Regions from separate parts of the Homo sapiens genome. Here region 2 is linked to region 1. A link is a loop called in an ENCODE intact Hi-C map of the cell type or tissue named here. Cell type or tissue: PC-3. All regions are shown on one strand. Links, peaks and the distances in the headings refer to the core of each region. The heading gives the core; the rest is flanking DNA.

The links. Hi-C counts contacts between places; a loop is a spot of excess contacts. Peaks named below come from ENCODE experiments on the same cell type or tissue, not always from the same donor. Only the 100,000 strongest peaks of a DNase experiment are listed, where the experiment ranks them.
Region 2: a loop joins it to region 1, with 4 times the contacts of the local background. A loop is called at or near these places in 2 of 110 quality-filtered maps.

What each region holds. Positions count from the first base shown.
Region 1 is chr10:66,750,237-66,755,635 of GRCh38, reverse strand. The region is part of intron 9 of CTNNA3 (catenin alpha 3); the gene reads left to right. Among named protein-coding and RNA genes, the nearest start is that of LRRTM3, 170 kb to the left of the region's middle. In PC-3, for the core only: no CTCF peak of the experiment used is centred there; a DNase peak (open chromatin) is centred at 2,715.
Region 2 is chr10:66,699,099-66,704,497 of GRCh38, reverse strand. The region is part of intron 9 of CTNNA3 (catenin alpha 3); the gene reads left to right. Among named protein-coding and RNA genes, the nearest start is that of LRRTM3, 220 kb to the left of the region's middle. In PC-3, for the core only: no CTCF peak of the experiment used is centred there; no DNase peak of the experiment used is centred there.

The DNA of each region.
Region 1 (5,399 bases), core at 58-5,057:
CATTCCCACTAACAATGTATAAGAATTCCAGTTGCTCCACACCCTTGCCAATATTTCGTATTGATAATTTTTGTGTGTGTTCTGTTTTCCATTTTTAATATGTATGTAATATTATCTCATAATGCTTCAACTTGCATTTCCCTAATTACAAATGATATCAATGATCTTTTTTGAGATATCTATTATCGAGATATAAGTCATGTTTTATACAATTCACTCATTTCGATTGTTTCCAATATTCCACAGAGTTGTGCAACTATCACTACAATCAATTTTAAAACATTTTTTCTATCTCCCTGAAACTAGGTAACTATTAATCTACTATTAATCTATCAAACTATTAATCTACTTTCAAGCCCTACTTTCTATCTCTACACATTTTCTTATTCTGGACATTAAATATAAAGGAACCATACAATATGTGGTCTTTATGACTTGTTTTTCACTTGGCATAATGTTTTCAAGGTTCACCTATGTGTAGCATGCATCAGTACTTCATTCCGGCTTATGCCCAGTTCTGATGTATACTGTTGTGTACTGCATTTCATTCTCTGTTCATATGTTGGTGAACATCTGGGTCATTTCTGCTTTTTTGGGTGTTATGAATAATTCTGATGAACATGTATATGCAAGTTTGTGTGTAGATATACTGTTTCATTTCTCTTGGGTATATATGTAGGAGTGGCATTTCTGGGTTTCGGTCATATGATAACTCTATGTTTAACAGTTAGAGAAACCATTAAGCTGTTTTTCAGTGGTGCCAGGCTCTACCATTTTACATTCTCATCTGCAGTGTATGAAGGCTTCAATTCTCTACATGCCAACAGTTGTTACTATTTGCCTTTGATTATAGCCATCATCGTGGGGGTGAAGTGGCTTTTCTCTATATTTTCCTGTTGGCTAATGATGTTGAATAGCTTGTCATGTGCTTATTGTTCATCTGTATACCTTTTTAATAGAAATATCTATTTGGATCCTTTGCCCATTTTTATGAATTCTTGATGTAACCCCCTTATCAGATATATGATTCGCAAAATTTTTCTTCCATGCTGTGGGTTCTCTTTTCCCTTTTTTGATGGTATTCTCTGAAGCATGAAGGTTTTACATTTTGATTAAATGCAGCTTATCTATTTTTTTCTTTTGTCATTTGTGCATTTGGTTTCATTTATAAGAAGTCATTGCCTAATCCAAGTTCATAAAGATTTATTTTTATATTTTCTTCCATGAGTTTTATACTTTTAGCTCTCACACTTAGGTGTTTGATCTATTTTCAGTTATTTTTTGTACATGGTGTTAGGTAAGAGTCCAATTTCATTCTTTTGCATGTAGATTCCCATTTATTCCAGCTCATTTCTTGAAAAGACAATTATTTTTCAATTACATTGCTATAAATAAATCAACTATAAATGTGAGGGTTTATTTCAAGATTCAATTCTATTCCACTGATCTATATGTCAACCTTTATGCCAGTACCACTCTATCTTGATTACTTTATCTTTGTAGTAAGATTTAAAACCAGAAAGTATGAATCCTCCAGTATCGTTCTTCTTTCCATTAAGGTTGTTTGGCTTTTATAGGTCCCTTGTATTTCTATATGAATCTTAGGATAAACTTGTAATTTATTCAATGACAATCTGAAATCTTGATAGGGATTGCATTGAATCTGTAGATCAGTTTGGGAGTATTTCCATCTTAACAATATTATGTCTTCTGATCCATGAACACGAGTTGTCTTTCTACTTATTTAGATCTCCTTTAATTTTTTTCAACAATGTTTTGTAGTTTTCAGTCTGCACTTATTTCATTAAATTTATTCAGTAAATTTTATTATCAATAAATTTTATTCTATTTGATGCTATTGTAAATGGAATTATTTCTTAATTTCATTTTCAGATTTTTTTATTGCAGTGTATTGAAATATAATTTGTTATTTGTGTGTGTGTGTATATATATATATATTTTCTTTTTTTTTTGAGATGGAGTTTCATTCTTTTTGCCGAGGCTAGAGTGCAATGGTGCAATCTCGGCTCACTGAAACTTCTGCCTCCCAGGTTCAAGCGATTCTCCTGCCTCAGCCTCCCGAGTAGCTGGGATTACGGGTGCCCACCACCACGCCTGGCTAATTTTGTGTTTTTCGTAGAGACAGGGTTTCACCATGTTGGCCAGACTGGTTTTGAACTCCTGACCTCAGGTGACCTGCCCACTTCAGCCTCCCAAAGTGCTGGGATTACAGGTATGAGTCACCGTGCCTGGCCTGTTATTTGTATATTAATTTTGAATCTTGCAACCTTGCTGAACTTTTTAGCTCTAATTGTTGCTGTGTGAATGTGTGTTCCATGAAAGGGCTGTATATACAAAGCATCCTCCAAAGGCTAACAGTGAAGAAAGCAAAGAGTGAGGCAGACAAATCTAGATTATAGGAAAATAGTGATTTATTGGGAGAACTTACAAATGGAAGCATGTCTTACACAGCTGCAAGATAGGTAGATCTCTGCACCACAACCCCCTTAGTCCAGGCTTGAATTGGGGAAAAAGTATATGTGCTCCAGAAGGAATGAGTAGGTAGCTATGGGCCTCATAGCCTATGATGTATGCAACACCATCAAGGGTTGTTTTGGAGGAAAGGGAAAACTTACAGTGAACAGGTATTTCTATATAAAAAGTAATACATCAGCTAGACATCTTGGAGGCATTCCTAGACTTAGGGTTAGTCAGGAGTCACATGGCAGATTAGCATTTAAATAGAGTCACTCTTGTTCATACAGTGTGTGTGTGTGTGCGTGTGTGTGTGTGTCTTCCTTAGGATTTTCTATATACAAGATCATGTCATCTGAGAATATAGCTATACTTCTTCCTTTCTGAAGTGGATATCTTTTATTTTATTTTCAAGCCCTATTTTCTTATTTTGTATTGTTTAAAAGTTGTTTATGTATTTAGAATGCAAGTTTTTTATTATTTATGGGATTTATAAATATGTTCTCTATTTCTATGGCTTGTTTTTCTAATCTCTTCAGAGTATCTTGTCCATGGCAGAACATTTAATTTCAATGAAATCAAACTTATTAAATTTACTATATATGGATTATGCTTTTATGACTTAGATAAGAAACTTTTGCCTAATCCAGAATTATGAAGACTTTCTTCTATGTTTCTCTGGAAGTCTGATAATTTTAGGGTTTGCATTAATTATTGTATATTAGTTAATTAGTGGTGTGAAATAAAGGGTCAAAGTTTACTTATTTATTACATATGGATGTCTAATTGTTTCAGCGTTATTTGCTGAAAAGATTATCATTTGTCTATTAAATCATGTTTGTACCTTTGTGAAATATCTATTGGCCTATATGTGTGGGTATGTCTCTGGTCTCTGTGTTCTGTTTCATTGATCTATGTGTCTACCATTTATTCAAGATTGTCTTTAAAACTGTAACTTTATAGTAAGTTATGAAATCAGGTGTTGTCAGTCCTCTTTCTTTTTCTTTAAGAAAATTGGTTTGGCTACTCTATTTCTTTAGCTTTTCCATGTAAATTTTAGTATAAGCCTATCAGTACCTACACAACTATTGTTAAGATTAAGATAGAAATCATATTGAATCGTTATATTAGTTTAAAAAGGATTGAGATCTTAACAGTATTGAGTTCTCCAATCCACAAACATGGTATATCTCTCCAATTATTCAGGCCTCCTTTGATTTTTTAAATCAATGTTTTGCAGTTTTTAGCATTCAAACATTTTTAATTGCCAAAAAATTTGCCACCTATTTTTATACTACATAAATCCATTGTAAGCTTTTTAACTTATTTTGTTAGTTTATGGGTTTTTCTTTTTTGTGTGTAGTACACTTAAAAGAAATTTTAGGAAAGTTGCCCATTAAATTAACTGATTTGATGTATAAACTAATTTAAGTAAGAAATGTGATGCTGCTTTTAAAATCAAAACTTGTTAGAACCTTGGAAGGCAGTATAGTCTAATGTAGTAGGAAAGAGCATAGAGTGAAACAAATACTGATTTCAATACCATGTGAATCTGAGCAACTTAGCCCATCATTCTCTCATTAGGAAGATGAAGACAATGTCTATGGACAGCACACCTATTCATTTATTGGGACAATCCAATGAGGTAGTACAAATAATATTACAATAAATATAAACCTAAAAAGTCCTAGGTTGGGAAAAAGAAATAAAACTGTCTTCGTTTGTAGATGACATGATTGTCTATGTCAAAAATCCAAAGCATTGACTAAAAAACTCTTTCTGGAACTAATAAATGATTGTAGAAAGGTTGCAGAATATATGATTAATATACAAAAGTCAATTGCTTTCCTATATACTAGCAACAAACAAGTGGACAAGTGGAAATTTTTTTTTTCAAGATAGTCTCACTCTGTCACCCAGGTTGCAGTGCAGTGGCACAATCTAGGCTCACTGCAACCTCTGCCTCCCGGGTTCAAGCGATTCTTCTGCCTCAGCCTTCTGAGTAGGTGGGATTACAGGCATGCACCACCATGCCTGGCTAATTTTTGTATTTTTAGCAGAGACGGGGTTTCACCATATTGGCCAGGCTGGTCTTGAACTCCTGACCTTGTGATCCGCCCGCCTTGGCCTCCCAAAGTGCTGGGATTATAGACATGAGCCACCACGCCCAGCCTGGAATTTTAAATTAAAAACATATTATCATTTACACCTTAACACCCTCAAAAATGAAATACTTAGGTATAAATTTAAATTGAGGAAAACTACAAACCTCTGATGAAAGATATTTTAAAAGTCTAAATAAATGGAGATACTCCATATTTGTGGACAGGAAAACTCAGTATTGTCAAACATGTCACTTCTTCACAACTTTATAGATTCAATGCAATCTCAATACAAATCCTAGCAAGTTATTTTGTGGACATTGACAAATTACTTCTAAAGTTTATATAAACAGGTAAAAGACACAGAATAGCCAACTCAATATTGAAAGAGAAGTACAACATTGGAGGACTGACATTACCTGCCTTCAGGCCTTATTGTAAAGCTGTAATGATTGAACCAGTATGGTATTTGAACAAAAAAGGTAAATAGATAAATAGTATAGAATAGAGAGCATAGAAATAGACCCACATAAAGACAGTCAACCAACATTTGACAAAGGAGCAAAAGCATTACAATGGAGAAAAGATAGTTTTTCAGAAATGATGCTGAAACAACTGGACATCCAAATGTGGAAAAATGAATCTTTACACATCCCCAGCACCCTGCTCAAAAATTAACTCAAAATGGGTCATAGACTTAAATGTAAACTGCAAAACCATAACACTTTTAGAAGATAACATAGGAGAAAATCTAGATGATTTTGAGAATGGCAACAACTTTTTAGATACAACATCAAAGTCATGATCAATGAAGGAAACAAT
Region 2 (5,399 bases), core at 70-5,069, 51 kb after region 1:
TCCAATAATGTGTCACATGGGGCCAAGACCTACATGCATTACTGTGTTTTTATTTTCTTATTATCTGCTCTATGGTGTAAAGATTATTAAAAATATTAAAAACTCCTGCAGTTCCCTCTGTGATATCAGTATTGGGTAACAGTGATAAGAAAAAGAAGCATTTATGTTTCTCTACAGCACAGAAAGTCAAACTGTTGAAGAAGAAGAAACTGGACAGTGGCGGAAGTTGAAATGTTCTATGGAAGAGTATAGTGTTGACTACCATATATGACCTGAAGAAACAGAAGGATAAACTGTTGAAGTTTTATACTGAAAGTGATGAATAGAAGTCAATGAAAAATAGAAAAACACCGTATACAGCTAACAATAAAAATATTGATTGTGTATTTAAATAGTGGATCCATTACCATTGCAGTGAACACTTGTCACTTAATGGAATACGAATCGGGAGACAAGCAAAGATCTATAATGAGGAAATGAATATTGAAGGGAACCATGAGTACTCAACAGGCTGGCTGCAGAAAATTAAGAAAAACTATGATATTACATTTTTAAAGATTTGTAGTGATAAAGCATCTTCTGGTCATGTAGTAGTGGAAAAATTCATTGACAAATTTGCCAGAGTCATTGCTGATGAAAATCTGATGCCAGAACTAGTCTATAATGCTAATGAAACATCACTGTTTTGGTACTGTTGCCCCAGAAAGACACTGACAAAAGCTAATGAGGTAGCCCCTACAAAAATTAAGGATTCCAAGGACAATAACTGTGCTGGCATGTGCTAATGCAGCAGGCATACAAAAGTATAAACTTGTTCTGAAAAGCAAAAGCTTGCATCCTCACTGTTTTCAAGGAGTGAATTTCTCAGCAGTCCACTATTATGTTAACAAAAAGGTATGGATCACCACGGACATATTTTCTGATTGGTTTCACAAACATTTATACCAGAGGCTCAAGGTTACTGCAAGGAAGCTGGATTGGATGACAACTGTTAGATTTTTGTTATTCCTTGACAACATTTCTGCTCATCCTTCAGCTGAAATTTTCATCAAAAATAATGCTTATGCCATATACTTTTCCCCAAATGTGACTTCATTAATTCAGTCATGTGACCAAGGTATCCTTAGATTGATGAAGAGTAAATATAAAAACACTTTCTTGAACATCATGCCAGCACCAGTGAAGAGAGGTGTGGGTGTGGAAGGTTTCTAGAAGGAGTTTAGCATGAAGGGTGCTGTTTATGCCATTGCTAACACTTGGAACGCAGTGACTAAAGACACAGTAGTACACTCCTGGCACAACCTCTTGCCTGTGACTATATTAAGTGATCTTGATGAACAAGGTAGTGACTTTGAAGAATTCTGTGGGCCAACTGAGAAAAAAAGATGGTGTCTGACCTCCTTACATACACAAAAAATATAATTTCAGAGTCTTTCCCTAGGCTAGCAGAAGTAAATATCAAAGAACTTGATTATTTTTAACATCAATAATGAGATTCCAATTCTTCATTGACCAATGGGGAAATAGTCCAGATGGTTTTGAATCAAGTTGATTGTGATAATAGTGATGATTAAAATGACATTGTTAACACTGAAGAAAAAGTTCCTATGGATAAGGTAAAAATGTGTGACGGGCTTATTGAAGGACTACAGCACTGTACATTTATAACAGCACAAGAAATCATGTCAGTTTATAAAGCCAAAGAGAGACGACGACAACGACGACGACGATGGCTACTACTACTACTACTACTACTACTACTACTTATTCTTTTTTTTTTTTTTTTTTTTGAGGTGGAGTTTCACTCTTGTTGCCCAGGCTAGAGTGCCGGTGGCATGATCTCGGCTCACTGCAACCACCACCTTCCAAGTTCAAGTGATTCTCCTGCCTCAGCCTCCTGAGTAGCTGGGATTACAGGCACCCACCACCATGCCCGGCTAATTTTTTGTATTTTTAGTAGAGATGGGGTTTCACCATGTTGGTCAGGCTAGTCTCGAACTCCTGACCTCAGGTGATCCACCCATGCTCATGCCTGTAATCCCAAAGGGAGACTTCTAAGACAAAAACCATTGTTAATGAGGCAAGATGACTCTGAAGGAAACATTTTTAAAAGCCATCCACAAAATGCCTCTTCATCCCTAGAGGACTCACTTCCTGGTCCTTCAACTGTTTTGATTTTTTTTTTCTCTCACCTAAAAAAAAATCAGCACACAGTAACCTATTAATCAAAACACAGCATCATAGGTGGAGACTGAAAGCCTGCCATTGTTGGTTGTTGCTGATGTTCAACAGCTGTTACGGGAATTCTGGTGATGCTGCTGTGCTGCTTAGTTACCCTGGACACATTTGTTTTTTTTTTACTGTGTAAATGGCATGCCATATTTTTTACAGATAAGTACTTATGGGTAAATAAGTTAAGAAAATTGTTGCTTATCAGTAGCTTATAAGTTCAAAATCAAGAATGATTGTGATGCCAAACAACCACAGATGGCTCATATGGGTGGCCGAGATGTTGACACTTGCCTTCTGATGATTTAAAATATACAATTTTTTCATTAACAAAATTATTAAAATATTATATAATGTTGCCTTCAGTCTATGGGTATAAGGTGCATATAAAACATAAATGAATTTTGTATTTAGACGTGGGTCCCATCTCCAAGATATCTCATTATGTATATGCAAACATTCCAAAATTAAAAAACAAAATCAGAAACACTTCTGATTCCAAGTGTATTGGATAGGGTTATTCAACCTCTACTACTTACTAGAACTCAAAACTTAGCTTTGCAAGGTTTCAGGATATAAGATCCGTATACAAACATCAGTAGTATTTACATGTATCATTAAGAGTAATTGAAATTAGTTGAAATAGTAAAACCTTTTACAATAATATCAATAATATGAAATATGTCTATAAAAAATTAACAAGACTTGTACACAAAATGTATAAAACAGTGCCAAGAGAAATTAAGGAAGACCTAAATAAATGCAGATTATGATGTTAAACTGTACAGTGTTGAAACTGTAACAGTGTTAAAGTGGTCTTCTCTTCTCCTCAATTGATCTGTAGATTTAATGGAGTCCAGATCAAAATCCCAACATTCATTTGGCTAGTAATTGAAAAACTGTTTCTGAAACTTATATGCAAAGGACCTAGAATAGTCAAAACAACTTTGATAAAAGGCAAAATTTGGGGACTAAGACTGCCTGATTTCAAAACTCATTATAAAACTATGGTTATCAAGATAGTGTAGTGTTAAAGGAAACTCAGAAAAATAGATCAATAGAAATGACTAGAGTCCATAAAGATCTACATGGATGTAGACAACTGATACTCAACCAAAGTTCAAAGGCAATTCAGTGGGCAAAGGATAATCATTTCAACAAATGGTGCTGGAACAACTGGTTATTAATATAAAAAATTCAATCAATAACCTCCTACCAAAAATTTATCAAATTGTACACTCACTTGAAATGTGGGATGTTTATTTTATGTCAATTTTAACTCAATAAAGCTGTTAAAAATAGTAGGAAAGTATGAGAGAGAAAGGAAAAAAGGGACGAAATGTAAAATGCTATTTATTGGCTACACCATGTGCTATATAAGCAGATTATATTACTTTCTTCCGATGTGAGAATATACAGCTCCTGCTATAGAATAAAATTATGTATTCTAGATCACAGGAACAAATTAGCAAAATACTGTTCCTAATTTTTAATGCTCATTTTGCAAGGTGCAAAACTGCAAGGCACATCTTACAAAATGAACAATTTAGGGCATAACTTCACTCTTATAATTAATTTAGAATGATGGACATACTTAAATAGCATTTTTCACAAAAATGGAAAAATTCTAAAATTAATGTGGAATTACAAAGACCATGAATAGCCAAAACAATCTTGAGAAAGAAAAATAAAGTTGGAGGTATGACATTCCCTAATGTCAAGTTATACTACAAAGTAATAGTAACCAAACACTATGTTACTGGCATAAAAACAGATGCATGGACCAATGGAACAGAATAAAAAGCCCAGAAATAAACCCAAGTTTATAAAGTCAACCAATTTTCAGCAAGGCTACCAAGAAGACACGATGGAGAGAGGGTAGTATCTTCAATAACTGGTGTTGCGAAAACTGGATATCCACAGGCAAAGAGTGAAACTGGACCCTTATCTACACCATATATAAAAATTAAGTCAAAATGAATTAAATACCTAACCATAAGAGTTGAAACTCTAAAACTACTGGAAGAAAACAAGGGAAAAACTTCTTGATATTGTCCTTCATAATGATATTTTGAACATCACACCAAAAGCACAGGCACTGAAAGCAAAATTAAACAAGTGGGACTATAAAAAGCTTTTGTATAACAAAACAATCATCAGAATAAAAAGACAAACTATAGGTTGGAAAAAATGTTTGCAAACTATCTGACAAGGAGTTAATAATCTCTAAAATAAATAAGAAACTCACACAATAGCAAAAAACAAAACAAAAAAAAACCAAGTAACTTGATTTAAAAAAAATGACCAAAGTGGGCCAGCTGTGGTGGCTCACACCTGTAATCCCAGCACTTTGGGAGGCCAAGGCAGGCAGATCACCTGAGGTCGGGAGTTCGAGACCAGCCTGACCAACATGGAGAAACCCCATCTCTACTAAAAATACAAAATTAGCCAGGGTGGTGGCACAAGCCTGTAATCCCAGCTACTCGGGGGGCTGAGGCAGGAGAATCGCTTGAACCTAGGAGGCAAAGGTTGTGAGCTGAGATCATGACTTTGCACTCCAGCCTGGGCAACAAGAGCAAAACTCCATCTCAAAAAAAAAAAAGGTAAATATCATTGAGTACTCATAGTTATTAAAATATGCATATGTATGTGCATACCCATGTATATGTGCACATGTGCATATGTGTATGTATTTATAAAAAAAATGACCAAAGTACTTGAATAGACATTTTTCTAAACAAGACATAAAAATAGCCAACGGGTATATGAAAAGGTGCTCAATGTCACTAATGAGAGAAATGCAAATCAAACCAAAATGAGATATCACCTCACACCTATTAAGATGGCTGTTATTTAAAAAAAAAGAAAAAAAGAAAAACACCAAGAGATAACAAGTGTTGGCGAGAGTGTGAAGAAAAGGGAACCCTGGTACAATGTTGCTGATAATGGAAATTGGTACAGTTATGAAAAAATGTATGGAGCTTCCTCAAAAAATTAAAAATAGAACTACCATATGATCCAACAATCCCTTTTCTGGGTATATATCCAGAGGAAATGAAATCAGCACCTTGAAAATATATCTGCACTCCTACATTCATTGCAACCTTAGCCACAATATACAAGATATGGAATCAACCTAAATGTCTGTTCCAGTGAATGGAGAAGGTTGA